2 separate regions of the Homo sapiens genome follow, and region 1 is linked to region 2. Evidence: chromatin loops called from intact Hi-C (ENCODE). Cell type or tissue: HepG2. All regions are shown on one strand.

Evidence for each region. A loop is a pair of places that touch in the nucleus more often than their neighbours do. Peaks named below come from ENCODE experiments on the same cell type or tissue, not always from the same donor. Only the 100,000 strongest peaks of a DNase experiment are listed, where the experiment ranks them.
Region 1: a loop joins it to region 2, with 21 times the contacts of the local background. A loop is called at or near these places in 3 of 110 quality-filtered maps.

Annotation. Positions count from the first base shown.
Region 1 is chr1:196,738,557-196,746,556 of GRCh38, forward strand. CFH (complement factor H) reads left to right here. Exons shown (of 22, transcript NM_000186.4): 18 at 2,063-2,236; 19 at 3,319-3,495; 20 at 4,896-5,072; 21 at 7,261-7,443. Among named protein-coding and RNA genes, the nearest start is that of CFHR3, 32 kb to the right of the region's middle. RefSeq lists a silencer at 210-410. In HepG2, a CTCF peak has its summit at 4,879 (motif pointing right); a DNase peak (open chromatin) is centred at 4,915.
Region 2 is chr1:197,062,043-197,070,042 of GRCh38, forward strand. F13B (coagulation factor XIII B chain) reads right to left here and starts at 5,218. Exons shown (of 12, transcript NM_001994.3): 1 at 5,118-5,218; 2 at 815-1,015. The coding sequence starts at 5,181. RefSeq lists an enhancer at 6,326-7,525. In HepG2, a CTCF peak has its summit at 4,891; no DNase peak of the experiment used is centred here.

The sequences.
Region 1 (8,000 bases), 320 kb before region 2:
GGGCAGTCATTAAACCTTAAATTTCCAAGATTATCTCCTTTGACTCCATGTCTCACATTCAGGTCATGCTGATGCAAGAGATGGGCTCCCACAGCCTTGTGCAGATGTGGCTTTGTCCCCCTCCTGGTTGCTTTCATGGGCTGGCATTGAGTGTCTGTGGCTTTTCCAGGAACATAGTGCAAGCTATTGATGGATCTACCATTCTGGGGCTTCAATGATTGTGGTCCTGTTCTCACAGCTCCACAAGGCAGTGCCTCAGTGGGGACTCTATGTGAGGGCTCTGACCCCACATTTCCTTTCCTCAATGGCCTAGCAGAGGTTCTCCATGTGGGCTCCCCCCTGCAGCAAACTTCTGCCTGGACATCCAGGTATTTTCATATATCCTCTGCAACCTAGTTGTAGGTTCCCAAACCTCAATTCTTGACTTGTGTGCACCCACAGGCCCAAGACTACATGTAATCCACCAAGGCTTGGGGTTTCACCCTTTGAGGCAATGGACCAAGCTGTTTGTTGGCCCCTTTTAGCCACAGCTGGAGCTGAAGCAGCTGGGATACAGTCCTGAGGCTGCATAGAGCAGCAGGGACCTGATCCAGGTCCATCAAACCATTTTTCCCTCCTGGGCTTCTGGGCCTGTGATGGGTGGGGGTGTCATGAAGGCCTCTGACATGCCCCGGAGATATATTCCCCATTGTCTTGGTGATTAACTTTGGCTCCTTATTATTTTTGCAAATTTCTGCAGCAGGCTTGAATTTCTCCCCAGAAAAATGAAGTTTTATTTTCTATTGCATTTACAAGCTGCACATTTTCCAAACTTTTATGCTCTGCTTCCTCTTGAGCTCTTTGCCACTTAGAAGTTTATTCTGCCAGATACCCTAAATCATCTCTCTCAAGTTCAAAGTTCCACAGATCTCTAAGGCAGGGCAATATGCCACCAGTCTCTTTGCATAGCAGGAGTGACCTTTACTCCAGTTTCAAACAAGTTCCTCACCTCATCTTCATCTGTGACCACCCCATCCTGGACTTCATTGTCCATATCACTGTGAGTATTTTGGTCAAAGCCATTCAACAAGCCTCTAGGAAGTGCCAAACTTTCCCACATCTTGTCTTCTGAGCCGTCCAACTCCCTAGGAAGTTCCAAACATTTTAACATTCTCCTGTCTTCTTCTGACCCCTCCAAATGGTTCTAACCCCTGCCTGTTATCCAGTTCCAAAGCTGCTTCCACATTTTTGGTTATCTTTACAGCAGCACCCTACTCTCTGCAGTACCAATTTACTGTATTAGTCTGTTATCATGCTGCTATAAAGAACTACCCAAGACTGCATAATTTATAAAGGAAAGAGGTGTAATTGACTCACAATTCCACATGGCTGGGAGGCCTCAGGAAACTTACAACCCTGGTGGAAGGGTAAGCAAACATGTCCTTCTTCACATGATGACAGGAAGGAGAAGTGCAAAGCAAAGACAGAAAAGCTCCTTATAAAACCATCAGATCTCAGGAGAACTCACGCAGTATCATGAGAACAGCAGCAGAGGAAAAATCGCCCTCATGATTCAATTTTCTCCCACCAGGTCCCATCCACAACACGTGAGGATTATGGCAATTGCAATTCACGATGAGATTTGGGTGGGGACACAGCTAAACCTGTTCTGCAAGTTGTCATGTTTGCTTTGCCACTATGTTTTAAAACTTCTTTTACATTCTTCCCACAATGCCCCTTCTTATTTCCTACAATATATTATGTTTTACCTGGAATCGTTAACTCTCAATGTGTATCTTATTATCACTAGTAAGTTTACAGAGGCATTGTTTACCAGGCATAGATGATCTCTTTCTGAAATGTATTGCTATTTTTAGTTTCAAGTCCTTCTTCAGTTGGTGACAGTCCGATAGACAGACAGACACCAGAAGGCTAGTTTTAGGAAACATTTGTGTTACTTCTCTGTGATGTCATAGTAGCTCCTGTATTGTTTATTTTCAAATAAAACTACTTAATATTAAAACAGGCATATAAAATTAAATTTATGAGTTAGTGAAACCTGAATTCATTCTTTTTTTTTTAGGCCTTCCTTGTAAATCTCCACCTGAGATTTCTCATGGTGTTGTAGCTCACATGTCAGACAGTTATCAGTATGGAGAAGAAGTTACGTACAAATGTTTTGAAGGTTTTGGAATTGATGGGCCTGCAATTGCAAAATGCTTAGGAGAAAAATGGTCTCACCCTCCATCATGCATAAGTATGGTGCATTGAATTTTATTATATGTATGATAAATATTCTTCATTCAAAGTGTAAGTGGTACCAATAAGAAAGTAAACAGGGACTCTAGAAATTCATAAGGTTTTCTTGAATATTCTGGACTGCTGTGGGAAATTATAGCTGTAGTAATTAAAACATTTGACATTATAAGCCAAATTAGTTCATTTTCACATCATCTTGTGTGAACTTTAAGCATCCTCTGATGTATATTCTCAGACTTCTCATCTCTGTTCTTAGGGCACAGCTGCCTCTACTCATCAATCTCCACATTATTCAATCTTCTGTCAGTTTATCAACAATCTGCCTATAAGTACATTTTCTGAAATATTTTAAAAAATCATTATAAGTATTTCACATTTGATAGAAGCAAAAAATTTGGAAATGCACACACAATATAGGTGGTGTATTATTCCGTTTTCACACTGCTGTAAAGACCTTCCTGAGACTGGGTAATTTATAAAAGAAAAAATTTTAATTGATCACAGTTCCTCATGACTGAGGAGGTGTCATGAAACTTACCATTACCGCTGAAGGGGAAGCAGGCACCTTCTTCACAAGGTGGCAGGAGAGAGAGGAGTGAGTGAAGGAGGAACTTCTAAACAGTTATTAAATCATCATATCTTGTGAGAACTCACTCACCATCGTGAGAACAGCATGTGGGAAACTGCCACCATGATCCAATCACTTCCCACCAGGTCTCTCTCTCAACACCTGGAGATTATTATTCAAGATGAGATTTGGGTGAGGACACAAAGCCTAACCATATCAGGTGGCAAGTATGGACAAAAATAATGTGAACAAAAAAATGTGTAATCTCAATTGCTACGGCTACCAATATTTCTTCAGTCTTCTAATATCATTTCTATCTTGTATTTTTAATAGATTTAGAAGAATTTAATGTAATTAAGACAAAATGGCTAATATATTTTCTCAAGTTATAAGAAAAATGTTGTACAGTATTCATTGATTCTATATATCGCTATTTTAGAATCCATTACATGTATTGTATGTAACCTATTTTTAAAGATTTGCGGAACAAATACATATTTTTCCTATTTCAGAAACAGATTGTCTCAGTTTACCTAGCTTTGAAAATGCCATACCCATGGGAGAGAAGAAGGATGTGTATAAGGCGGGTGAGCAAGTGACTTACACTTGTGCAACATATTACAAAATGGATGGAGCCAGTAATGTAACATGCATTAATAGCAGATGGACAGGAAGGCCAACATGCAGAGGTACTTTGGTGAATTTTCAAAATTTATTTATATAATGTGTGGGCCCAGCCCAGTGGCTGGCGCCTGTAATCCCAGCACTTTGGGAGGCCGAGGTGGGCGGATCACTTGAGGTCAGGAGTTCGAGACCAGCCTGGCCAACATGGTGAAAACCCGTCTCTACTAAAAATACAAAAAAATAGTGGGGCATGGTGACATGCATCTGAAGTCCCAGCTACTTGGGAGACTGAGGCAGGAGAATCGCTTGAACCAGGGAGATGAAGATTGAAGTGGGCCAAGATCGTGCCACTGCACTCCACCCAGGGTGACAGAGTGAGATTCCGTCTCAAAAAAATAAATAAACCTGAAATAAATAAATATATAAGTACAATTTATTTATATAGAGTGTTTTGGGAATAAAATATAGAATTGTCTCTAACATCATTAAAATGGACATAAATTAAGTTTTTACGGCAGGACAAAGTAGTCGTATGCCTAAAAATAAAAAGATGGAACTGAGTATTTGATGATTAATCTTAGCTCAATAGTTCTCAAAGTGTGGTCGCTAAACCGGTAGCATCATCATCTTCTTGGAGATTGTTTGAAATGAAAATAAAATTCCGTAAGCTCATTCTAGACATCCAGAATCAAAAGTCTCAAAGTAAAACCCTGAAACTGTTTTACCAACACCTCCAGGGAATTCTATTTACACTTCCGAGTGAGAAGCATTGCTATAGTCTATTCACTACACATGGATATGAAACTCTCTGATGAATTTTGCATTGTTCAGCATAATATCCTTAATCATTGGCAATTAAATTATCTGAGGTTATTTTTATTATTATAGGCTTTTTAAAAAAATTTTTCCACATCTCCAATTTGGATCCTTTGATTAACCATTCTTCCTCCTTTTAACTTGGGTAATTTTCAAAATGTGTTTTTAATTCTTTGCTTATTCGCTAAGAAAATGCCTATTTGAGTTTATTTTTAAGAGGCTAAAATGTATAAGCAGGATGATTGCAAACAAAAATCTGGTATCACATAATCTATTTATGCTGACTTTTTGCATTTTATAAATTAATGTTAAATAAATAGAACTGGTAATATTTGTTTACTCAAACTCAAAGAGAGATATCCAGGAAAACTTTCGTTTACACTGGCTTCCAGAAGGGAAAAATAAAGGTCTATCAGTGTTCTAGCGAAGGATGAAGAAGAAATTTAAAACATCAACGCTTGTACCTTACAAAAAATAGTTTCATGTCTTTTCCTCAATATTACATTTAAATTTATTAAAATCAACAAAATATTTGATGAGATTGTCTACTTATTTTAAATTCGTCTTGAAATATATTTGTAACTGTTATCAGTTGATTTGCTACTCAAAATGAACACTAGGTGGAACCACTTCTTTTTTTTCTATTCAGACACCTCCTGTGTGAATCCGCCCACAGTACAAAATGCTTATATAGTGTCGAGACAGATGAGTAAATATCCATCTGGTGAGAGAGTACGTTATCAATGTAGGAGCCCTTATGAAATGTTTGGGGATGAAGAAGTGATGTGTTTAAATGGAAACTGGACGGAACCACCTCAATGCAAAGGTAGAGTATTATATTTCTTTTAACATTTTGGGGGAGTATAGCAGGGTTAAAATATGTTGATTTAAACAAAATGAAGTCATTTTTATTAATAGATTTTTCAAATGCAAATAAAATGACTGATGGTGCTTAAAATTCAATTCTTCCTGTGAACAGAACACAAGTAATAGGGTATATTATTTTCCAGAAAGATTCGACCAAATTGAGAGTTGGAACCTGAAAAACAATACTTTTTAAGCATTACAACACTTAGTTCCTTCTCAGGAATACGTGTAATAAAAGATACATTATGTGCATTTGACAGCCATAAGTGATGTGCATTCTAAGATATGGAATAGGCAGTTGAAGAGAGATCATAGACTGTGATATAAATGTGGGCATCTTCAGTATATGGATTATATTTAAAGGTGTGTGACTGACTGTATTTATAAAAAGAAGTCCGAGCACATAGTCCTGGGTCATTCTAATATAAAGAGATGAAATAAGGGAAACCAAAAAAGGAAATTGTATCTTACTCACCTTTATGTTTTAAAATTAATGTTTTTCTGTATTTTTTTTTTCACTATTTTACTTAGACTCTACCTATGTTTATTATTGAAGTGAGTTTTTGTAGACAGCATATAGTTGGGTCATGTTTACATATCCATTCATCCTTTCATGGCCTGTTAACTGGTGCACTTGGACCATTTACACTTAAAATAATTATTGATATATAGGACTTAAATCTCTGTCGTTTATTTGTTTCTGCCTGTTTCCTCTGGGTTTCAGTCCTATTTCCCTATTCCTCCATTCCCTGTAGGGAAATTATTAAGGAGATTAATTTCGATTCATATGTATTGTTTTCCATTCTATCTCTTTGTATAGCTTTTCTCCTCCTTTTAAAAAGTTGTTGCTCTAGCTAATACTATATATGTAATAATATATTACTGTCTACTGGCACTGACATTTAAATCTACAACTGGAATATGGAAACCTTACTTTCATGTAGATCCATTTACACTCTCCACGTTGTAAGTATAAATGCCACTAGTATTTTCTCTGCATACATTGAGCTCCATATTAAACTCACTTGCTTCAAATATCGAACATAATTGAAAAAACTTATGAGGAAAAAGATATCCTGTTATATTGACTCCTCTGTTTATCCATTCTATTTTTCTATTTTTTCAGGATCCTAAAGTCTCAAGCTCTTTCTTTTATCTGTTTTATTTTAATTTGAAGAATTCCTTTAGTTAATCTTTAGGCATAGGTCTACTGGAGACAAATTCCCTTGGTATCCCTTTCTCTGAGAATGTCTGTATTGATCCCCTTACTTGTAAAAGATCGTGTCACTGGATATCAAATTTGGAGTTGACAGTTCTTTGAACACTTGAAAACCGTGCCACATGGTTATAGATGAAAAACTCAGCATCATTTGAATTGTTGATCCCCTCGAGGAAAAGCATAGTTTTTGTCTAGTTGCTTTCAAGGTATTTTTTTCTTTTTTTAAAGTAGTTTTATTTTAATGTATATTGGTATAAATTCCAATGTTTTTATCCTCTTTGGAGTTCACTCAGCTTCTTAAATATAAGTTTATACCTTATGGTCAAAATGGGAAGTTTTCAGGCATCATTTTATTTATTCATTTTTCCAGCCCAATATCCTTTCTCTTCTTTTTCTGCATCGGCATTATTTGTTGTTGTATTTTTCTGAATGTCTCAGTTCAGTTTTTTGTTTTCAGTTTATTTTCAGAGTGGGTAATTTATATTGCTGTATGTTCAAGTTCATGGATTTATTTGTCTGTCAGCTCCCCATGTATTATTAAGTATATTCAGTGTTTTTAAAAAATTTTTGTCATACTTTTCCATTTTATAATTCCTATGGGATTTTTCGAATATGAAATAAGAAACTTCCTTTGTCATAGTTTTCTATGTTTAGCATGTATTCATTCGGAAAGACATTTCTTAATCCTGGTCTACCATAAGCAGCAATATTTGTTAATGTTTTATGTGTTCTTTCAGTACGGAGAAAAGAACTTAAATATATTACTTTCAGTTTAAAGGGTTAAAATTTCTTCCAGGACTCATTTCTTTCACCAGAAATCACAAAACTGTTGATATTATATACAGTGCTGTGTTTGCGTTTGCCTTATTTGAACTTGTATTTTGATTTGCTCTCACAACAAATCAAGTGATGAAATGATGTTTTTTAGATTCTACAGGAAAATGTGGGCCCCCTCCACCTATTGACAATGGGGACATTACTTCATTCCCGTTGTCAGTATATGCTCCAGCTTCATCAGTTGAGTACCAATGCCAGAACTTGTATCAACTTGAGGGTAACAAGCGAATAACATGTAGAAATGGACAATGGTCAGAACCACCAAAATGCTTACGTAAGTACTTTAATATTCACGTGGCTGGAAAAATCTCTGTGATGAGTCTGATATTTCACTGTTTGTAACAAAATACTCACAGATTATTGAACAACCATTCTGCTGAATGCTTGCCTACCAAATATTTCTGTCAGAAAGTAAAGTTTAGAAATTTTTCTCTTTAGGGCTGGGTGCGGTGGCTCACACCTGTAATCCCAGCACTTTGGGAGGCTGAGGCGGGCAGATCACGAGGTCAGGAGATTGAGGACCATCCTGGCTAACACGGTGAAACCCCGTCTCTACTAAAAATACAAAATAATAATAATAACCGGCATGGTGACGGGCACCTGTAGTCCCAGCTAGTCGGGAGTCTGAGGCAGGAAAATGGCGGGAACCCGGGAGGCGGAGGTTGCAGTGAGCCGAGTTCGCGCCACTGCACTCCAGCCTGGGTGACAAAGCGAGACTCCGTCTCAATAAAAACAACAAAAAAAGTAATTTTTCTCTTTATATTTATATTTTATTTTAAAGCATTTAGTTGACAAATAAAAATATATTTTGATGTTTGACAATATGTTGTT
Region 2 (8,000 bases):
AAAGTATAATGTTATTATTGGCGATTTCATTTTGGAAATATCTGCATAATTTTTTTGAAAATGGATTCAATTTAACACTGACTCTCTTTGTATTTACTAATTTTAGTTCTTATAGTAATTTCTACCCCTACCACATCTACTTCTAGATAGGTTTACTAGATATATCAACCACAATAGCCATATTCAACATCCTCTTTTAAACGAAACTGGCTCAACCAAAGCCCCTTACTCTGGGTCACCTGCCCTAGTGGAAGATCATTGATAGTTTGATGATAGTGTAGCCTGATATAAAATAATGAAATGAGTCAATTAGATTACCTTCTCACAACTTTGAACTCAAACTTTCAATTCAAAATTGAAAAACACATTTTTCAATGGGTATCATGAGAGAAGTTGGCACATGAAGAGAGATGAGTCTTACAAATGATAAAGCATTAGAGTAGCAATCTTGCCCTTCCAGAGGCCAGAGTTTCAAGCATTTTTCTGGCATCTTATGCTTAATTATCAAAATAAGTTTCTTGTTACTTAAAGTAAATTACCTCTCTTTGCCTTGCAATATGATAATTTCAGTTATTACCCTATTCCCTTCAACAGAGTATTATTAAAAACAGATACAGAAAATAACATTTTAATGTAAAAGCATTATTTACTGGATTTCAAATTATGCCTTCATTTTGTAGAAAGACAGATTGCTAGTGATTTTGTTCTTATCTACTAAAAGGTTTAACCGCTTTCCATTTTTATTGGACCCCTATTTTTATATACAAATTTCTTTGAGTATTGAAACATTGAGTGACATATCCAGCTGACTTACTGAAGCACCTTGGCTCTGGAGACCAGCCTTCTGTTGTACACGTGGTTTGCTCTTCTTGTCTTCCACTTTCAGTGGTATAACCAGCCAAGCAGAAAAATGACAATTTTTTGTCTATGCTCATTGGAAAGTAAAAGCTTTTAAAAGTATAGTAATATTGGGCAATTCTTCCATTTTCCACATGAGGAAAACCACAGGGTTTCTCTGAAATGAGTAAATGTCAAGCTGAAAATGGAAAAACAAATCTAAAAACATAAATTTGTAATCAGGTGACAATACAAACTAAAAGTTTTTAGAGACACTTCAACTAGTACTTATTTTTCTTACTTAAATTTTTAAGGTACTTTTGTGACAACTCAAGCAGTCCTTTTATCATAATTGATCTGCAAATGACTTTAAACATCCAACAGTCATGATAAAATTTAGCAGACCACTTTTTCAGGGAAGCTTTGCATAACTTCGTAGAACAGTACTTTTTTTTTTCTTCCTAGACACAGAGTCTTCCTCAGTTATCCAAGCTTCAGTGCAGTGCTGAAATATAGCTCACTGCCACCAGGAGCTCCTGGGCTTAAGCAAGCCTCCTCTCCTGTAGCTAGGACTGCAGGCACATGCCACCACATCTGGCTAATTTTTGTTTTATTTTTTGTAGAGATGAGGGGTCTCACTCTGTTGCTCACGCTGGTCTCAAACTCCTGGACTCAAAGGATCCTTCTGCTTTGGCCTCCCAAAGCACTAGGATTACAAGACTTGAACCACTCCACCCTGCCTGCACTTCCTAATAGATATGTATTGTAAGTCACTTATGTAATTTAAAAATTTCTAATAGTCACATTCATAAAAATACTAAGGAACAATTGAAGTTAGTTTTAATAATAGGTTTTTATTTAACCCAATATATTGAAAATATTTTACATTCTTTTTTTTTCTAACTCTTTAAAATCCACTACATATTTATACTTACAGAATATCTGATCTTGAACTAGTGACATTTTAAGTACTGTCTCCAATAGCTATATGTGGCTGATGGCCACTGTATTGGACAGTACAGTTCAGGAATAGGTAAAGTTTCTCCTTAACATATGCTAACTCATAAAAAATTTTGAAATAAATAGCATTAAAAGAAAAAACAGACAACCAAGTAAAACAAAGCAATACTTGGCAAGAACTTGGCAAAATAGGATATTTAAATGGTTAGAGACCTGGTACTTAGCATTACTAGTCATCAGGGAAATGAAAATTTAAACCACCATGAGATACTACTGCATATCCAATAGAACTGCTGAAATGAAAAAGACAAGCTATCTCAATGATTGTGAAGAAGTGAAGAAACTGGAACTCGCATATTTCTACAACTGAAAGTATAAATCAGTCCAAACTCTATGAGAGAACACCTTTGCAATATATATTGGGGTAAAACATGTACAAACCATATTACCCAATAAAAAAAGCACATATTTGTATACCAAAAGACATGGAAAAAAATGCTTATAGTGGCAGTATTCATATAGTCCCAAACTGGGAACAATCTAAATGCCCATAAATAATAGAAAAGATAAACACATTTTAGACTATGCATACAATGGAATATTATCCAACAACAGAAATGAACAAATGGTGAATCTCATAAACATAATATTGAGTGAAAGAAGCCAATCACATATGAATTAATGTATACATTTGCATAACTTTTTAAAAGAAAACAAACTAATCCATGATAATAGAAGTCAGAATGGTTACCTTTGGGGTTTAGTGCCTTAGAAGGATCATATTTCTGGGGTACTATCACTGTTCTATATCTTGATCTGGATGGTGTAAAATTTTGTAAAAACTATATAAGTGTATCCTGTGATTTTTGCATTTTTCTGGATATGTTATACTCCAAATAAAACATATATTTTAAAAATATATCTTTATGTTGAAGATCTTAAAGTCATAAAAACACTTAAAAGAAAGAAATGCTCGAACAATCCTAGGAGCTGTGGTGGGAAGAAACATGGGCAGTCATGGATGGAAGAAGGCCTAGATCCAGTGTGATTACTACGGCTTCAATGCCTTGGTTGATCACTGTATACCTTAATGCTACTATGAGACATAAAATACTAGTAGTGCTAGCCTAGGTTTGAAGGAAATGGATGTGGAATGATGAGCAACAAAACTTCCACTATCTGATGGAGCAGACAGAAAAACATGGGCTGGATAGTCCCCATTCCTTGAGAATTATTCTCACCATTTTTTCACACCCAAGCACCAAAGGAATTTACAATAAAAAGAGTCTTCCAAAATAGCAGTGCAATGGTGAATACACAAGAAATTTCCCTGAGGGGCACAGTTGCTTGTCAGGGAGGGGCAGCAAAGTATTCTCTGCACAACAATCCTAGGTTGTGGCTTTAAAGACTCTCTGTCCTGGGACATCTCCCTCCACCACCAGGATAGGCACATTATTTGTTAAGGTAGCTGGAATGCCTTGGAGAATATGAATTCCTGACAAAAAATTAATGAGAAATGTGAGGAATATACTAATCACATATAAACCAGGAAATCACAGATGTCTGAACATATTAAAAAAAGTACATGAAGCGATGGACACACTTACTACTGATCAGAGAATGGTAAATAAATAAAAATGGGATATCACTTTATGAATAACCATATAGCAACCAGTACAAAAATGGACAATATGAGGTGTTGGTGAGAATGATGAGGAGCAACAATTTACATCCTCTCTCAGAGATGATATACTTCAAAACTGCCATTCTGCAAAAGTAATCTCTCATTACAGAAATCAAGTACAAGAATAGACTCAATAATGCTATCTGTGAGTGAATACAGACTGATGACATTCTTACAGAAAGATAAGTTGGTTATATTACAATATTCATTCCAGAGCTATTTGTGGTTGAGAGAGCTAGAGTAACATGTTAAAACATTGTAGTAGGTCCCAGGGGAAATGGACTTCAAGATTAGGAATAAGGGGATAAAATGTGTAAGTAAAGCAAGAGTGAGACCTTTCATAGGCCAATAATACTTGCATACCATGAAATGAGAAACACAATTAATTCAATTCTTGTCCCTGAAGTGCACAATGGGAGTTGAGAGAAGCATGCAAAAATAAAATCATTGTCTTGGTCTTCAAGCAGCTTACTTTTTTTTTTGTTGTGTAAAATAGCATTATAACCTTATAATAATTAGAAAATTAACTAGAATATTGCAATGTCTTTATGGTATAGATAACAGACAATTATATCTGCTGGTATTTCCCTATTTAGACAGAAAAATAAAATCAAAAGAAATTCATGCAAAAATCATCCTATTATAGAATTAAAAGTATAAAATAAGATTAATTCTGTGTCTTTCACTTTTATAATTTTAATTATAGATGTTTTGGTAGAAAATTTATAGTTAACTATTCAACTAAAACACAGTTAAAACTTATGTATTTAATTTCAACAAATTCCCAAAAATGTTTATTTTAGAAAAGCTGTATTGCTGTAGCTTCCTTCTTTGTATGTTCACTCTTGCTAATGCTAAGTGTCCTCCCTGGATTCTTCATCCTATGGCCTGATAATATTGATAATGTTCCTGAACAACATACCCATGTACACTGCCTAGCTTCCACTCGCACACTAATCTTACACATTGGGCAATCTGACTATAAAGCTTTCTAATAGGGAGTCCATAGGTATTGGTTTGTTTGGAAAGTCCTGATTTACATGTGTTGTCCAAACAGTTATTAATAGAGCCCCTCTTTTACTCTCTAAGTGTCCCTGTTTGTACAAGCAATTATATGGTTCACCTACTAATCACTACTTAATGTCTCCAACAAATGAATAATTCATTGTGATAAAAATCAAAGTCTCAAAAGTAAAAAATATTTATGGCTATTTCCTTTTCAAATTTCCCACATTAAACTCTCACCTTATGAACAGAATTAAAATTGTACAAGTTTTGTCAGTATTAGGAATGGATTCTAGCATAAATTTAGAATTAAAGTTAACATGTGACTTCGAAATGGACATATTGTTAACCTGAAAACCTTTTCGAAGTATTTAGATCCTGGTCTCCTATGCCCCCTAGAGATACAAGGGTTTTTGTTTTGTTTTGCTTTTCTGACTTATGCTACTGTAAGAACACTTTACTAATTTTGCTCAAAGGAAAAGGTCTAAATATTATAAAAAGTTATATTTATAAAATATGTTATAAAATTGATAATGAAAATAGAAGAGTATATTAAAACTTGAGTTGTATAAATATTAGAATCTCCATTTGTATGTTTTAGAGAATAAAGAATATTAAGAATTAATTTTACCTTCTGCATAGAGTTCTCCTGAGATTATCAATATGATGATAAAAGTCAGGTTTTTCAACCTCATCTTCAGTGGTGTGCTTCACAAAGATTTTAACAATTCTAAGCACTAGGAACTTGTCATTAAGTACACAATACTTCTCTTGAGGAAAAAGTTAATAATTTATAACCTCTGTCTAAGTCCTTTTGTAACGAGTCTTATATTTCACTTAAAATATTTTGAAATAATGTTAAAATAACACAACTATATTAATTGACATTACTTACCATGTCAGAGTCCAGTAAGAGCATGATAACTGATTAGGGCAACAATAGCAGCAGAATAAATAATAAATTATAGCAGCAGAATAAATAATACTAGGTAAATTTTCAACCTAAGTTCCCAATTGTAAATTCATAGAGTAAAGTTCACTTGAGGCCATAGATCTTTACTAATATTGATCAGGTAAAAAGATGAACTTAGGAACATGAGATAACAGATACCTGATGTTGAAATATGTTGTTGCCTAGACTGCACTCCTTAAAGAGATACAGAACCATAGTTGTCTCAATGATAGAATAGTATTACTTATAATAGTAGTGTTTGACATTTAGAGAGTTTTTACTTTGTGGCAGGTGGTGAGATCAGCACTGTGCTATATCAACATTCATTCATGAGAAATGTTTAGAACGTCCATGATAATGGCAGCACATGTAACAGTTTTGAGGTATTTAGCAGTGAAAAAACTGGATTAAAATTATTGCCCTCATGGAGTTTACATTCTAATGAGTTTTAATTTAAAATACAAAATAGGAAAAAATGGTGGATAGGAGGCAGGACTAACTTGCAGCTCCCACTTGGATGGACAGAGCAGGATGTGGAGACTCGCATTGTGAACTTTTGCTCCAAGAACTGCTGCAAGGATATAACAGGAAAGCCAAGATAATCCACAGACCCTCTGAAGAAAGTATATTGCTCCTGCATGACCCAGAAAATAGCCCACATACTGTGAATGCCCAAACTGTGAAAAGTGTGAAAGGGGTATTGTCCACCCCTGAACACACACCCTTGGGGAACCTGAAGGTCTAGATCACAGGAGAAGGATTTGACCTTACCTGGAGCTCAGACAATTTAGAGAGCTGAGCGAAATACAGGGGTAGAGGAAGCAAAGGGTAAAGCCCCATCGTCTCTGTGGGTCCCCAGAGAAGCCATTTCTGACTTGTCTCACAGGGGCTGCCGGAGGAACTGGGAAAAGACCACAGGGAGAAGGAAACCTCCAGCTGAACTTAGTAACAATTCCAACCGAACACAAACTTTCCTGTCCAGAACTCAGGAAAGGGCGTGAATCTGGTGTGCAGACTTAACAGGTAGGGAGGCACAAAAGTCTGGCTTGCATTCTCAGCTGGGAGGCTAGTAGCCTGGGGCAAGTTCTCAATCCTGCTCCCCTACTGCCTGGAAACAAATTCGGTGCTTTTTGGGGGAACACAGTAGAAGTGAGATTTGCTTGTTGGGTTGTGTGAGAGCTGGGTGAGGTCTGTAACTGCCAGCTTTCCCCCACTTCCCTGACAACCTGCATGACACAGAAGAGGCAGCCATAATCCTCCTGGGAAGGTAACTCCATTAACCTGGGAATCACACCCCCATTCCCCACAGAGCCACAACAAGCCCCACCCAAGAAGACTCTGAGCTCAGACATGCCTAACCCTGCCCCCACCTGATGGTCCTTCCCTACCCACCCTGGTAGCTGAAGACAAAGGTCATATTCTCTTGGAAGTTCTAGTGTCCCACCCACCACCTGATCCTCCCCTATATACCACAGCTGATGCTCTCATGAAAGCACTACCTCATGGCAGTGTGTCTGGAATTGGTTCCTTCCAATGGGTTCTTGGTCTTGCTGACTTCAAGAATGAAGCTGCGGACGCTTGCGGTGAGCATTACAGTTTTTAAAGATGGTGTGTCCGGAGTTTGTTCCTCTGATGTTCAGATGTGTCCAGAGTTTCTTCCTTCTGGTGGGTTCCTGGTCTTGCTGACTTCAGGAGTGAAGCCGCAGACCTTCACAGTGAGTGTTACAGCTCTAAAAGATGGTGCGTCCGGAGTTGTTTCTTCCTCCTGGTGGGTTCGAGGTCTTGCTGACTTCAGGAGTGAAGCCACAGACCTTCGCGGTGAGTGTTACAGCTCATAAAGGTAGTGCAGACCCAAAAAGAGAGCAGCAGCAAGATTTATTGCAAAGAGCGAAAGAACAAAGTTTCCACAGCCTGGAAGGGGACCAGACCAGGTTGCTGCGGCTGGCTCGGGTGGCCAGCTTTTATTCCCTTATTTGGCTCCGCCCACATCCCGCTGATTGGCACATTTTACAGAGTGCTGGTTGGTCTGTTTTTACAAAGTGCTGATTGGTGCATTTACAAACCTTTAGCTAGACACAGAGCGCTGATTGGTGTGTTTACAATCCTTTAGCTAGACAGAAAAGTTCTCCAAGTCCCCATTCGACCCAGGAAGTCCAGCTGGCTTCACCTCTCAGCAGGAGGCCAACCAGCACCAAACTAGTGCATCAAACAACTACAACTAAGGACCCTCACAGAGTTCCTTTCACTCCCCTGCCACCTCTACTGGAACAGGTGCTGGTATCCATGACTGAGAGAACTGAAGACAGTTTACATCACAGGACTCTATGCAGACAACCCCCAGTACCAGCCCAGAGCCTGGTAGCCCTTCTGGTGGCTAGATCCAGAAAAGTAATAATAATCACTACAGTTTGGCTCTCAGGAAGTCACATCCCTAGGAAAAGGGGGAGAATACTACATCAAGGGAGCACCCCGTGGGACAAAAGAATCTGAACAGCAGCCTTGAGCCCCAGATCTCCCCTCTGACATAGCCTACCCAAAAGAGAAGGAACTAGAAAAACAATT